Regions from separate parts of the Homo sapiens genome. Here region 1 is linked to region 2. The links are chromatin loops, found by intact Hi-C in ENCODE. Cell type or tissue: IMR-90. All regions are shown on one strand.

Region 1 (8,000 bases), 96 kb after region 2:
TCACTCATTATTTAAGCCCATTTGGGTTCAGTTTTCTGGAGCTTGAAGACAAAGCATCACAATTGATGTAATCCTTCCTGTATTTGGCACTCTTACCCTCTTCCTATTGCAATCGATAGTTGTCAATTTTCCTGTCAATCTCTCATGTCATTTCAGTTGTAGCTTTTTTTTTCTTTTAATTTGTCCTTCTCTCTGTCTAGACATTAAACTTTTTGAGAGAGGGAGGGTGTCTGTGCTCCCTAGATCTGTGCCTGGGACATAGCACACACCCAACAAATATGTGATGAATAAATGAATGAACAAATCTCCTAGTCCTCAAGTTGTTATTAGATAAGACCGAATAAAATCACTATGCCAGCAGTAGGTGGTTTTGAATTGGAAATTCTAGAAGATTCACCAGAAGATTCTTGCTGAGTTTTATGAGATATTATCAAAGGCCATCATTAGGAAATGACATTGTCATATTTTGATTTTCACTTCCAAGTTTGGAAGCTTGAGTAATCTAGGTAAATTCTTCCTGTAAAGGGAACTTAAAAAACTGGACAAAATATTTTCCAAAACTCAGCTTGAAAGAATGAGAAAACTATTAAGGTAGTAAAAAGAATTACTGGACTGAGATCTGAAAGAGAAAGGAAACTCAAAGACGTAAGCCTGGCATTTGGGGCTGCTTTTGCCCTGGAGGCATTTGCAAATCTGGAAGATGTGGCTGAGACTGGGAAACATTTTTGACGGTATTTGTGGGTAGGAGAAAAAGTTGTAGTTCAGGGTCTGCCAAAGTGGGGATCACAGTAAATCCTTAACACCTTAAAACCCTAAAGGGCTTTGCCCTAAGAGTGAGAGGGATCTGTCAGTACACCAGTCCTCACATAGACTGTAACCCAGCCTTTAAATGCCTGGGTACCCAAAAAAGTCTCAACTTCTGTAACATTATTAACAGGATTAAGGTGATCTGAGTGGTGTCAAGAACCTAGCAGAAGCAAATTATTATCTTTGGAAGATAAAATTCAAGTTCTCAATTTATTTTTTACAAACAATTTTCAAGTACAATGACCTGTGCACAAAGATAATGAATCACATGAGGAACAAGACTATATATATATATATATATATACACACACACACACACACACACACACGTATATATGTACATTATATATGTACATGTATGTGTGTATATATGTATGTATATATGTATATGTATGTATATATATACATATATATACATGTATGTGTGTGTGTGTATATATATACATATATATATATATATATATACATCAGAGGAAACAACATACAATATAAATAAATCATAAGGACTCCAGTTTCTCAGACCCAGACTTTAAAATAATAATTTTTACTGTGTTTGAGTAGATAAAAGACAAGATTTAAAATTTTACCAGAGAATTTGTAAAGAACCAGATGGAAAATTTTAAACTAAAAAATTAAATAATCAAAATTAAGAGCTTAAAGAATGGATTTTGACTCAGCTGAGGAAGACTTAATAAGTTGAAAGATAGAGAAGAAGAATATATCCAGAATGAACAATAGGAAGAACAAATTGAAAAATGCAAGGAGAAGATGAGATACAATAAGATTTGGTTAGAAATTCTGACAAGTGTTTAGTTGGAGTCCCAGTGGTAGAGGAGAGAGAAAATGAGATGGACACAATGTTTGAAGAGATAATGACTGAGAATTGTCCTAAACTGATGAAAGGCTTAAATCCACAGATAAAAGAAGCCAAATTAATCTCAGGAGAATAAGTAAAAATAAACCCACAACATAGCAAAGTTTCTCTAAACCAAAATTAAAAAGAAAAATCTTAAAGGCAGCTATAGAGAAAAAAAAGACATTTTACATTCAAAGGAGCAAGGATTAAACTGAAAATGGACTTTTCAACCAAAACAAGAATTGGAAGACAATGAAATGATAGTTTCAATGTGCTAAAAGAAAAAACAATGCCAGTCTAGAATTTTGTGCCCAGAGAAAATATCCTTCAAAAATAAAAATGAAATAATGGCATTTTCATACAAACAAGAACGGAGAGAATTTGACATCAGAAACTCTAGTCCTAAAGGAAACACTAAATAATATTCTTCTGGCAGGAGAAAAATGAACCCATATGGAAAGTTGAAGATGAAAGAAAAGCCAGAAAAATGGTAAATATGTAGATAAATCTAAATTTTGACTGGCTGCAAAAAAAAATATCTCCTGGGGTTTAAAATACAGAGAGAATAAACAAAAATAATTGTTTTTGAATCAGGAGGGTAGCAACTGTGGGGTAAATGTTCCAAGGCCCCTGCATTGTCTGAGAGGAGGACAAAAATTATAATAAAATTAATATTAGTGCTTTATCAAGCAAACATACATGCTGGAGTCTCAAGGAAACATTAAAGAATAGCAAATGAGTTGATTACTTCCAACATAGCAGAGAGGAAATAGAATAATTACAAATGATCTATCCAAAAGAAAGAAACAAAGAAAAAGGAGTATAAATCAAGCAGGACAAATAAAAAATCCTATGATAGTAGATTTCAAGGTGAGTATAGAGGCATTAAAATTAAATGTAAATAAACTAAGTGCTCCAATTTTAAAAAAAGTTGAAGAGTTTAAATTTAAAAACAGTTACATGCTGCTTACATGAGATAGGTCTAAAACACAGATATAGAAAGGTTGAAAGGAAAAGAGTGGGAAATGACAGAGAGTCCATGCAAACACTAACTGAAAAAAGGCAGTGAAAACGTGTTCATATCAGACAAAATAGACTGTAAGGCAAAAAGCATTATTAAAAATAAAGACCCTTGTAATAATATAAGGTTCAATCACTAAGAAGATATGATAATTCAAAATCTGTACACATCTAACTACTTAGCCTAAGCATCTATAAAGCAAAAATCAACAGAACTACAAGGAGAGACACAATTCTACAATATTTGAGGGAGATAATTTTGCTTATTTTGTTATAAGAAAATAGCACTTTGTTAACTATGGGCCAAGCACTTTTCCACACACTTCACATGTGCTAGCTCATTCAACCCTCACAACTGTGGCATGCAGTAGGCACCCTCACTTACTAGGTGAGAATTCTGAAGCACGGAAAGCTTAAGTAACTTGCCCAAAGTCACAGAATTGGTAAAGTATCAGGGCTGAGATTTGAAACCAAGCATTCTAGCTCTGGAGTGTTACTGACATTAACACTACTCTCTTAGTAACTGGCAAAAGCACACAGGCAAAACTCCATCAGGGCAGGAGGTTTGGCCGTAGTCCTATATTCTCTATGACAGTAGCTCTTCTAAGCCCAAATTTGTGGCACATTAATGTCTAGCAGTGGGTTGTCATGAGGTTGAAATGAGATCACGTGTTTATAAACTGGAAAATGCTGTAAAAATGTTAGTTCTGTTGCTTTACTTTTGATCTCCTATTTTATTTGATTTTCAGGTGATTTTATGTTTGTGGTATCCACTTTTGTTGTCATCCCTTCAGATCCCTATTGCAAAAAGTTAGAATATAAATAACTGATAAATTGTTGTTGCATCACAGTTTATACAGCTGAGTATCAAAATGTTTGTGTCAATAGAATCTGAGTTAAACACATTAAAGGGTCACATATTGATGATGCTTTGGGATTTTTTTCATCCCACACGTTGTGTGATTCTGCTTCTGGGATATCAATACACTTAATGAAGGATGGAATGACCGGAGAGCTGGTGTGGGACCCTATGCAAGTTACTGACCTTCTCAAGCCCATTGTAAACTGCCCACTGCCTTCACAGGGCTTCAGGGAGGGTTACGGGAGACATAATTGGGAAAGCCCCTTGAATTATATACAGAGCTAAACAAATGTCAGTCATTGTTAAGAATCTCAAAATGATGCAGAGAGTTCAACTAGTCTGTTGCATGCTGTTTCATGTGTTGTTAATAATAACAGCTAACATTTATTGAGAGCTTGTCATGTGGCAGGCACTGTGCCAAGCCCTTCCAAGGCTGTGTTTCATCTCTTCCTCACAGTGGCCCAAGATGCAGAGCGGTCAAGGGCACTGCAACCAGATTGCTTGACACCATCTCCAGGCCCCACCATGTTACCAGCTGAGTGTCCTTGAGCAAGATAAGGTTCCTTTCGTGCCTCGGTTTCTTCATCCGTAAAATGAGAATAACAATAACACCAACTTCATAGAGCTGTGATTATTGGATGAGTTAATGTATGTCAAGTGCTTAGAAGTGCATCTGGCACTCTGTAAGAGTTTGCTGTTTTATCATTTTTATTTTATAGGCAGTAAATTGTTGTAAGTGGCAAGTCACCCAGCTATTGAGGGGCCAGGCTGGGATTCTAATCCAGGTCTCTCTGACCACAGAGCCTATGTTTAACTACTAAACTTCCTAGCCAGCAGCCCCAGGAGCAACTTCAGAGGCCATCAGCCATTTGCAGAGCCTGTTTTGAGGCTCTGCAAAGACCAGGGAAAATGCTAGCTCCATTTCCCTTGCAATAATCCTCCAAATGATGCTTGATTTTTGGCCTTCTCTGAGGGGAACACTCCCAAGAGGCCTTAAGCCCAACACTTGCACCCACATTTTTCTCACTAACGCTCAGCAGAGAAAAAATGCTCACAGAAGCATTTGTTACCCAAACATTAACTAAAACACCCACACACATCATACCTCCACCCCTCCTCCACACCACCACTTGGCCTCTGCCCCCAGCTGCAAATTTCCTGGGATATGTTTATTTCTGGGACATGCTTGGGGATGAGCAGGAGCAGCTGGGGTAGTCTGGGAGAACCTTCCCTGGAAGAGCAAGAAGTTTGTCCTCTTTGCAGAAGTAAGTGTAGATGAGCAGTCTCTAAGCCGGCACCCACTGGTGGCTGCCCCAGCCTAGGCGGCATTTGATCCCAGGAACAAGGCCAGCCCTTCAATCCTGTGATGAAGGGGAAGTAGAGGATGGCTGCATCTTTTTTATCTTCTGGCAACTGGGCTACTGAGGCTGACTAACAAGGCTGGCTGGAGGTGGAGATTAGCTAGTGGGTTTCATTAGTGCTCATACTGTTAGGAACTTTTTTATGGTTTGTCTTGGGTTGTGTTCCCCTATCTTCTGCTCTTCAAATTCCAAGATCAGTTATGCAACTTGTGATATTCAGAAATTCCTGCACACCCTTCCAGACTGAGGTCACCAGCCCAGAAGGCTAGGACCAGCTCTCAGCTAAATGGAGAAACATAACACGCTAATTTTTATCATTCCCTCAGCTGCCTTTCTGAAGGTCTACTTTCTCCTCCTGGACCCTTGAGCTGCACGAGAGCTGGTGCTCCTGACCCACACTCACTAAAAAATCATATCTTTTCTCTTCCCTATTAAAACTCCTCCTCTGTTCAGGGAACTTGGGGAAGAAAAGGATGTGATAAATAAGTTCACACTACAGGTGAGTGGTTGATATTAGTTTAATAGGTTAATCGACTTCCCAAAGAGGATATTCTTTTTCAAGGGGTGTACCCAGAGCCAGAAACTCAAACAGCAGAGTTTCTGGCATTCCCAGACATCCCAGTTGCTTGGACAGATGTAGGCAAGTCTGGAGGCAATATAATTAGCATGGTTTGGAGGCACTATCAGTGTTGCTCCCTCAACTCTGGGGTTCAAATCCTGACACTGCCACTTTCTCGCTACAAAAATTGGGGCAAGTTGCTTCACTTCTCTAAACCGTTTGCCATAGGTTGGGCTTTCTTGGAAGTAGACTCTGATATAAGGGCTTAAGTGTAAGTTGTTTTTTGGAGGAAGTGATCCCAGAGAGCACTGTCAAGGCAATGAAGAAATAAGACAAGGAAGGAAGCTAAGGGTGCAGCAGTGAGCAGGTTACCACTCTGGGTGACTGGGGTGCAATCCCACTGGGCACTCTTTGGAGATTGTTGGAGAACACACCTCAGAGTGGTCCCTTGGAGGGGAGGGAGCTGGGGTACCTGTCCACCAGCTCCCATCGGTCACTGGTTGAGGACTGCTCCCATTAATGCCTCACCATGCCCAGTCTGCTGAGAGGTGGTCCAGGGGCTGGAGAACACCCTTGGGCTTATAGTTGGAGGCCATAAGATCTGGCTTTCACAGGAATGGTGAATGCCAAGGGAATATATTGGAGTGTTGACAGAGACTCAATGCCATCCATTCAGTGGGAATAAAAAGACCCACGGTATGCTGAGGGATTGAATGAAGTCAGGTAGAGCATGCAGCACAGTGCCTGGTCCACGGTCAGGACTTCATCAGTCATGGTTATAGGTCCTGTTATTCATATTCAGGGGATGCTGGGTACTACCCAGAGAGGAGTGTGTGGTTTGTTTTGGAGAGAGTTAGGAAAGAAAATAAGGAAGGCAGGAGTAAGCCCCCATTAAATAGGGCCTTGAAGGGCAGGCAGGGCACAGGTTTGATCCTATGAGCAGCAGGGCTGCGGGGTGATGCAGGGCGCTTGGGTGAGCAGAGGACATAGCACCTGTGGAGCCCAAGGTGGGGAAAGACGTCATCTTTATGGGAGCTCAAGTGATGCCTATGAAAGCACAAGATGCCTTCAGGGAGTGTGAGGAGGCATCTGAAAAATGATCCATGAGGCAATGACACCTCCTTCACAGAAACTTCTTCAACTGGTAGAAAGGCCACAGGCTTCTGTCCTTCTGACTGGCGTGGACGCAGTCCTACCCTAGTCTCCCCCACCTCCTGCAAAAATCTCCAAAGGCTTCTCATTACCTATCAAATGAAAGCCATACTCCTCATTATGACATTAAAAATCCCCCACAATGTGACTCCAAATTATTTTTCAACTCTTGTCTTTTTATCACTCCTTCCCCCCAACCCCGCAAAAAATTTGATCATCCCCAAAGAAAAAGATTAAAATGTAAAACTTTATCAGAACCTTATTTATAGCCAGAGAGTGTCCTCCAGGGGATCTGTCCCTGGCATTTGAGACAATGCTGGCTGCAATGGCTCATAACCTTTAGGCAACATCTGAAAGTGGTAGAAAGAACCAACACTGCTCTGAAAAATAATGGAAAATGGTATCTTCAAAATATACGGGGTCATCTGTACCTTTGAGGTTTACTTAAGGAAATGTTTCTCTTCTTTAACATGGATTTGATTGTGTTGGATCTGAAGAATATTGTTTATTATTGCTGCATGTGTATGTATGCATGCATGCATGCATGCGTGTGTGTGTGTGTGTGTGTGTGTGTGTGTGTGTGTGTGTGTTCCCATCATGCCCACTGAAAGCCCACTGAAAGAGAGGGGGCAAATGTGCACATTGCCTCCTCTGCCAATGGAGAGACTTAATAGTTGACCAGACTTAGACCAAAGAAGTGGCTTCCAAGGAAGTCAGGAGTTAGGAATCATGAGGCAAACTCCCTTTCTCCAAATACACCAGAGGGAGCTTACCCTTAAAGGGGCGGGAACCTGAGACTTGGGTTTACGCTGTTCTCACACTTCTGCCACCTCTGACTATTCCTCACTCCCTGGAAACAGCTCAAATGCTGACTCTTTTGCACAGACTCTGGTAGGCTTGCATTTCCTCTACTTAGAATGTTCACGTCACCTCTGAAAAACTCCTATTACCAAGGCCCACTCTGAGGTGACCTCCTTCTCTGGCCCTCCTATGTGCTTCTCTGGCTCTCTGTTCACACTTCTATTTTAGCCCTTCTCACAGTCCCATTTACCATCCAGTGCCAAAAAGCAACGAAACCAAGTGGTTAGGAGCTTGGGATCTGGAATCAGGCAAGACCAGGTTCAAATCCTGGGTCTTCCTTTTACAAGTTCTGAAACCTTACCTCTCTGATCCTCAAGTTCTTCCTCTGTAAAAGGCAGGTATAATTGCACCACTTTGTAGGGCTGTCATGAAGATTAAAGGAAATGTGAGGAAAGCATCCAGCTCCATAAGTGATCAATAAATGGGAGGTGTTGTTTTGATTATTACCGTTCATGTTTGTCTCCTCTCCTAGATTAGGAGCTTTGTGGAGAGGCAATAACACATCTGGTTTGTCACTCTAAC
Region 2 (8,000 bases):
GCTCTTATTGATTTTAAGGGTGGTTGTTGTTAGCACAGCTTAACCTAGCCTATCCTGACTAACACAGAAATTTGTACTTAGAAGTGAAGTGCTGTTAAAGCAAAAAACAATGAAAAGATGCAGTATTCTCTTAGAGATTCAGTGGCAGCAATAAGGAACTGATGTTGGAAGCTGGAGAGATAGCTATCCATGCAGTGGAGAAACATTTGGTGAAACTCTCACCTGTAATTACTTGAAATGTAGGGAAAGAAGTTTGAAGACAGAAATTGAGTAGTGTGTTTTGCTTGCTGTTGGCTGCATTTGGCAAAGTACTGCAAACGAGATGAGTTCAGAAATTGATTAAGGATGGGTCAGCCTAATACATGAGTGCTTATGATAGGATCAAATTTGGATCCTTTGGGGTCTTTTGCTTCCAGCCAAGAAGTAGTAAGAGACTGGATTTACTAGCCCACCTGAAACAACTAAAAATATGAAACACTGATTTTCAAGACACCAGACCTCAGGCAATGAAGTCATCCCTAAGACGCAACAAACAAATGAGACAGTCCCTGTGACCGTCCCAGCTTGCTGCCTTGAGAGAGTTTCCAGGCCACGGTGCAGGGAGAAGGAACACAGGCGGGTCCCACAGACTCCCTGGGTTGAGAGGGTGGAAGGAACTGAATGTAAGGAGGCCCAGGCTGTCAGAGTTCGCAGGGCACAGGACTGGAGAGAAGAGAGCCACACAGACGGAGAACTCCAAAGAGCCACCAAGGGTCTCCCTCAGGCATTTAGCAGAGTTTGATCAGCACCTGCGTGTGAGGAAGCCCCATGAGCCAGCGAAAGAATCACCCGAAAGGGTTAGAAGGAACAGCACCAGAAGCTCATGCGGGGCCAGTAATAGTACCTGCTCTCCAGCCAGACTGAAAAAACTCATAATTCATAGGGCACTGGACAAAGCACTCAGGAGGATCTTGTTTTAGTAGCTGGGGATGATTAGCTCTAGATGTTGTTTTGCTGAAACTAACTCACCACTGGCACTGTGATTATGGTATTGACTGCAGTGATATAGATTCCTTCGAGTTCAGCTTATTATCACCTTGTGTTGTATGATGATCCAACTCCCCCATCACCTTTTCCTCCATCCAAACTACTCTAAAGCCTTTGTTCATATAGCATTTTTGATGTCACTGAGTATGAACTCATTTATGTACTATATCCTTCTGATGCTAGTCCTTAAAAATAAAATAGTACTACTTGGTGCCAATAGGACTCTTACTCAAATGAACATGATGACCCTGAAATCACATTATGGTCCTTAGTTATAAGATGTTAAATAGATCAATGATTTTCTTCCTTTTTTTATTTGAGACAGGGTCTGGCTCTGTCACCCAGGCTGGAGTGCAGTGGCACCATTTTGACTCACTGCAGCCTCCACCTTTCAGGCTCAAGCCACCCTCCCACCTCATCCTCCCGAGTAGCTGTGACTATAGGCACACACTACCACAACACCTGGCTAACTTTTTAATATTTTATGTAGAGATGGGGTTTTACAATATTTCCCAGGCTGGTCTCGAACTGCTGAGCTCAAACTATTTGCCCATCTCAGCCTCCCAAAGTGTTGGGATTACAGGTGTGAGTCACTGTGCCCTTGCAGAGGATCTGAAAAGTCACGACTATTTTCATAATAATCCTCTTTTTTTACTGTATTAAAATGTGTACTGATGGTACAGAAGCAAAGGTGGCTAAAACTGCTGGTGCTTTTAGCGTGAATTAGGGCAGACTATACTGACAGTCACTGACTCTCTGTGTGTGTGTTTGTGTGTGTGTTTTAACCACCATGCACTTGCAGTTTAAAAAAAAAGCCAACTTTACTTAAGAATGTTCTTGATGAGGCAGTTAAAATTATTCATGTTATTAAATATTGACCCTTAAGTACTTGCCATTTTAATATTCTAACTCAGTGTGACAAAATGGGAAAATGTATACAGCAGCTCTGCTGCATACAAAAGCATGGTGATTGTTTAAATGAAAGGGACTGGTGAGACTGAGTTGTGAGCTAAACTGCACATTTTTCATTGAACACTGGTTTTGCTTGAAAAACAGATAAGGTAAAGTTAATCAGACTTGTGTATTTGGCAGACATTATCTTGAAAATAAATGAAAGGAGCCCACCACTTCAAGGAAAATAATTGACAATCATTGCTGCCAATTATAAAATTCAAAATTTCAAGTGCAAATTAGAATTTTGGAAAACTTGCATCTGCTACTGTGGGATTGACAGCTTCCCAATACATTGTGATGGGTCGTGATGTTAAGTAATGTTGTTTTTTAAATATTGTATGATTAAATGTGTCAATATTTGGAAGATCTACATAATTCAGTGAACTAATATTTTCCAGGTGATCAAAGTATGATGTTTCAAAATCATGCACAGGCAAAAATCCATTTAAAGTGCAAGGTTGACAAATGGATTTTAATGTTACAGAGTATGAAAACATACTGATGTGATTTCAAATTCCACATTGCAACTAATCTTTAAGAAATTCCTACTAGTTGAGTTTTGGTGCATGGTTAAGGGAGAATATCTACAATTATCTTCAAAAACTGTTAAAATACTCCTCCCTTTTTCAACTGCACGCTTGCGTAAAGCCAGATTTTCTTTATATACTTTAACCAAAACAACATACCACGATAGATTGACTGCAAAAGCAGGAAGGAGAATCCAGCTATCTTCTATTAACCAAACAGCAAAGAGATTTCCAAACAATGTCACTCATTCTATTACTTTTGTTTGTTTGGGACAATACAAATACTTTGATTAAAATATGTGAATACATAATATGTTTATTGCTGTTATTTAAAAATGCATTAATAAGTATTTCAAAATGTTCTGTTTTTCTATTATGATAAATATTATTATTACTATTATTTATTTGAGACATGGTCTTGCTCTGTCACCCTGGCAGACTCAATCTTGGCTCACTGCAGCCTCAGCCTCCCAGGCTCAAGCGATCTTCCCACCTCAGCCCCCTGAGTAGCTGGGACTACAGGCACACGCTGCCACGACCGGCTAATTTTTTTTTATTTTTAGTGGAGATGGGGTTTTGCCATGTTGCCCGGGCTTGTCTGGAGCTCCTGAGCTAAAGTGATCTGCCTGCCTTGGCCTCCCAAAGTGCTGGGATTACAGGTGTGAGCCACTGCACCTGCCATGATAATTATTGATAGACATATCTCATATGTTCCAGTTATCAATTTACTGACTCTCAGTTCCAAATTTATCCTTCACTACCAGCTCTGCAAAAATGGAGATGGGCCCATTAAATAGTTTTCTTTTGCCAGCTGGCACAGTGGTAAGCGTTGTCAGTAGAGGGCGCTACAGAGACATAGCAGAAGGAAGGGATTTTCCCTCACTGTTCTCTCAGCAGGCTCCTGCAGCTTGTGGCTTCTCTAGAGCCCAGCTCTGCTGTCTTGTGGCTAGCCTTTATCTTTGGTTACTGGACTGTCTCCTATGCCTCTAGAAGCCTGTGGGCATTAAATAGCTTAATACACTTCAATTATAATGCAAACATTTGAATTTTGACACAAAAACTGAGATGTAAAAGTGTGATTACTGTTCTGTGGTATAAAAATGTAAAAGGATTAACGGTTTTTCAAACCATCAACACCTCAGGACTTTAGCCAACTGACCTCTTAGAAATGAAGATTCCCTGGCCATATCTCCTTCCCTGATCAAATAAAGTGAGACCCAGATCCATGAGAACCTACAGGCTACTGGAATGACACCTCTTTAGAATGTGAGAAGTCCTAATAGGTCCAGGGATCCTCTTCTCTCCCAGTAGGTCTGGGGAGGTTGGGAGATGACAGTAAAGCTGGGTTTTTTTTGTTATATTAATAAACTTGTGAGTTTCTTCTCTCTAGGTAAAAGCTTTTTCATTTAAAGTGAACTTGAAGACTGGACTTAAATCAAAATAATGAAGAGAAAGGACCAAAATGGGGCCAAATCAGCTGGGACAATGTGAGCTCTGACCATGCAGAGAAAAAAGGAGAGCAATTCATATGCTGAAGCCACCGCAGACTCCAGTAGTGGATGCCAGGGCAACGCCCAGGACCTCCTCACAGTCACCAGCCCAGGGTACACCCAGGACCAGCCCCTCCGCAGCTGAGGCCAGAGGTTCCAGAGGGCACATACTGTGTCAGTCTAAAGCCCCAACTCTCCTGTACTGCCACATCCTGTGTATTTTTACCGAATGAAGCCAAGCATAGCTTTGAAAATATACATTATTTTATGCAATTAAAAGTTACTGAGGGGCAGGTGGGCCTCCTGGAAAGCTGTGGCTATTCCCCTCTTCCTCCACACACACCAGGAATCTCAGGGGAGGCAGAGAAAAAAAGGAGAAAGGGAAAAAATTATTGGGATCAATTAAATTGTAGGGTTTCTTGCTTCTGTTACCCAATGGATAGTGATTTGAAGGAGATCCGATCAATTACTAGAGAAAAAAACAAAATTATATATTTCTCTGAATAGTTAAAGGTAACGTAAGTAAATGTGTGACTTTGCTACTTGGATATACTTAATTGTTCCACCTAGATGATACCTACTCTATGAACAAGGCTCCCCGCCACACACCAGAGAGCTGATGCTCAACACATACTTATTAAATGGAACTTACTAAGCTCCAACCATGTATTCTATAGCAGGAGTTGGCAAACTTTTTCTGTACAAGACCAGATAGTAAATATTTTAGGTTTTGCCACAGAGGATCCCTGTAGCAACTACTCAAGTCTGCTGTTGTGGCTTAAAGGCAGCCATAGACAATATGTAAACAAGGCCGTGTTCCAAGAAAATTTATTTAAACACTGCATGTTCTTACTTATAAGCGGGAGCTGAACAATGTGAACACGTGGGCACAGGGAGGGGAACAACACACACTGGGGCCTGTGGGGGAGGCGGTGGGGAGGGAGAGCATTGGGAAACATGGCTGACGCATGCTGGGCTTAATACCTAGGTGACGGGTTGACAGGTGCAGCAAATCACCATAGCACACATTTACCTACGTAACAAACCTGCACACCCTGCACATGTACCATAGAACTTAAAAAAAATTAGCAAAAAGGTCCCAAAACTTTATTTACAAAAACAAGCAGTGGGCTAGTCTGACCTACTACAGCCATGGGCTGTAGTTTGCTAACCTCTGCCCTAAGTCATAGCAGCCAGAGTGCCCATGCTATTGCCTAGTAGTCTCTGGAGAATAATGGCCTCTCCTCTTTCACCCTCCAGATCTCATGTGAGTGTCCTCACAGCCAACTCTAATCCAGAACCACCCTGAAGGGAACTCTGGGAAATGTAGTTCTTGGCTTCTCCTCTTCAAGAGGGTGGCAGTGATGCTAAATTGACAACAGGTAATCCAGCATACCAAGGTGTCTGAATCACCTAAGATTTACAGGCCAAGGTGCCAGGATGACAGAAACCAACTTTTCAGAATCACCTATTGTTCTTTGGATTAAAACACTAGATTAGGCTTGTGTGTGAGTGACACAAAATCCAAAATAAAAGTGCTTCAGTGAGGCAATTTAATTCTGCCTCACATCAGGTAGGTTTGGGGTGGTGCTCCACAGTGGCAGGAGCTCCTTCAATCTCGATACACCACCATTCGTGGTTTCCCTGCCAGCATCACTTCCTGGCTCCAGGTGGCTGCAGGAAGCAGGCCAACATTCCAGCCAATAGGAAGGAGGAAGGGCTGATGAAGGGCATAGCCCCTCCATTTACAAATATTTTCCAGAAAGTGTCTCTGCCACTTCTGTTTCCATGTCATTGGCCAGACCTTAGTCACAAGGACAAACTTAGCTGCAAGACAGAATGAGAAATTGACTTTTTATTTCAGTTTTTATTCAGAAATTTAGTTTTTAGCTGGCCATGTCACAGCTAAAAATCAGTGGTCTATGACCAAGGAAGAAAAAACAAATATTAAAACACTATCAGTGGTCTTTGACATACCAAAGTATCACAATCACACTTTGCAAAGGCTAAGATTCTGAAACCACATCACGTTATTACAGGCCAGTGTTACAGAGTTGCATCATATTCTTACAGGCCAACGTTCTGAAATGCTGTGCTATTATAGACCAGGGATTCTGAATCACTTAAGATTCTCATTGGCTAAGGTTCTAGAATTAAATAGCAGTTTTTTAGGCCAAGATTCCAAAGTCACATAAGATTCCTACAAGCCAAGATTCAAAATCACAAAACCTAATAAACCAACCTTTGCAAGTCACATGAAATTCTTGTGATCAAGCATCCAGAAATATATGAGATTTCTAAAGAACAAGTTCCAAACTCATGCAAGATTCCTACCAGCCAACGTACATGGAGATCAAGATTCCAAAATTAAACTGAACTTCTTGTAGACTAGGCTTCCAGACTCACACAATATTCTTGTAAAGCAAGTTTCTGACGCCATACAGTGTGATTATAGTGCTATTCTGACAGCTATGATCCTGGAATCAAACATATTTTCTATTTCAAGCCAAATTTTCAGAATCACATAATGTTTTAATAAACTAAGTTTTCAGAACCATATAAGTTTATTATAAATCAAGTTTCCAGAAGCACACAAGGTTATAAATGACATAACATTATTAAAAGCCAAAATTACAAATCATATATCATTTTTAAAGGTCAATGTTCCAGAATCACCTGAAGTTCTTTCAACCATTGTATCTAGAAACACACAGCATTCCTAGAGGCTAACATTCCATAAATCCATACAATTCTTACAAACCAAGTTTCCAGAATCAAACGATGTTCTTAAATAACCTGAGTTCTTGAATCCTACATACTGCTTGTAGATGACATTCCTGGTCTCTGGTTCCTAAGTCTCCCAAATGAGCTAGCGATTGAAGTTGACTGTGTCCTCCCAAATTAAGATTCACAAAATATTACCTTTTTCAATGCCAGTGGCAGGTGCTCTCTCTCTCTCAGGAACCCCAACAGATTCTAGAAATGTCCTACGAGAGACAGGAGGAGCAGAGTGGTATCAACACTGTATGAAAGCTTAATAATAATAATAATAATTAGAACAACATTTATTCAATGTCTACCATGTGCCTCATACTAAGTTCCTGACATACTTCATCTCATTTAACCACCCCAGCAACTCTGTGGTTGACTTATCTTTGTAATTAGTTATCATCAATATTCTCATTTTATAGATTAAAAAATCCAGCCTCAGAAAGATTAGGTAAATTGACTAAGGTCATACAACTATGAAGTAGCAGATTCCAAATTATAACCTTGGTTGTTGATTCCAGGGCTACAGAGAGATGCCTCCAGCGTTGAGGCAGAACATAGGATAAGGGTTTCTTTTATTAGGCCTCTACCTTTGGGATCAAAACTGCTAAATTCCAACAGAAACATGATCAAAGGAACCATCTGAAGAAATGATCCTTCCTCGGGGTGGGCAAAAGGTGAGGTGCCTAGGAGACTCAGAGAGGCATACATCTAAATAAGGTGGTGATATGGTGTGGCTGTGTCCCCACCCAAATCTCATCTTGAATTGTAGCTCCCATAACTCTCACATGCTGTGGGAGGGACCCAGTGGGAGATAACTGAATCATGGGGACAGTTTCCCCCATACTGTTCTCATGGTAGTGAATAAGTCTCACAAGATCTAATGCTTTTATAAAGGGAAACCCCTTTTGCATGGTTCTCATTCTCTCTTTTGTCTGCTGCCACATAAGATGTGTCTTTCGCCTTCCGCCACGATTGTGAGGCCTCCCCAGCCACATGGAACTGTGAGTCCTTTAAACCTCTTTTTCTTTATAAATTACCCAGTCTTGGGTATGTCTTTATCAGCAGCATGAAAATGGACTAGTACAGCTAGTCAGGATGAAGCTTCCAGTGCATTCTCATGTAACATAACCCATTGTGTTGGAACATGTAGGAAGAATGAATGCATTGGCTAAGCAGCTGTACCCTTCAGCGTGTTTTCAAAGGGTAAGTTAGCAGTCTTTAATTGGCAGTA

The links. A loop is a pair of places that touch in the nucleus more often than their neighbours do. Peaks named below come from ENCODE experiments on the same cell type or tissue, not always from the same donor. Only the 100,000 strongest peaks of a DNase experiment are listed, where the experiment ranks them.
Region 1: it touches region 2 in a loop (2.6-fold over the local background); 5 of 110 quality-filtered maps call a loop at or near these places.

What each region holds. Positions count from the first base shown.
Region 1 is chr15:68,438,230-68,446,229 of GRCh38, reverse strand. No RefSeq gene overlaps it. Among named protein-coding and RNA genes, the nearest start is that of ITGA11, 10 kb to the right of the region's middle. In IMR-90, no CTCF peak of the experiment used is centred here; no DNase peak of the experiment used is centred here; H3K27ac peaks cover 1,441 bases; H3K27me3 peaks cover 632 bases.
Region 2 is chr15:68,534,579-68,542,578 of GRCh38, reverse strand. It overlaps a transcript of CORO2B not described here. Among named protein-coding and RNA genes, the nearest start is that of CORO2B, 40 kb to the left of the region's middle. In IMR-90, a CTCF peak has its summit at 3,327 (motif pointing right); DNase peaks (open chromatin) are centred at 5,698 and 6,038; H3K27ac peaks cover 1,466 bases.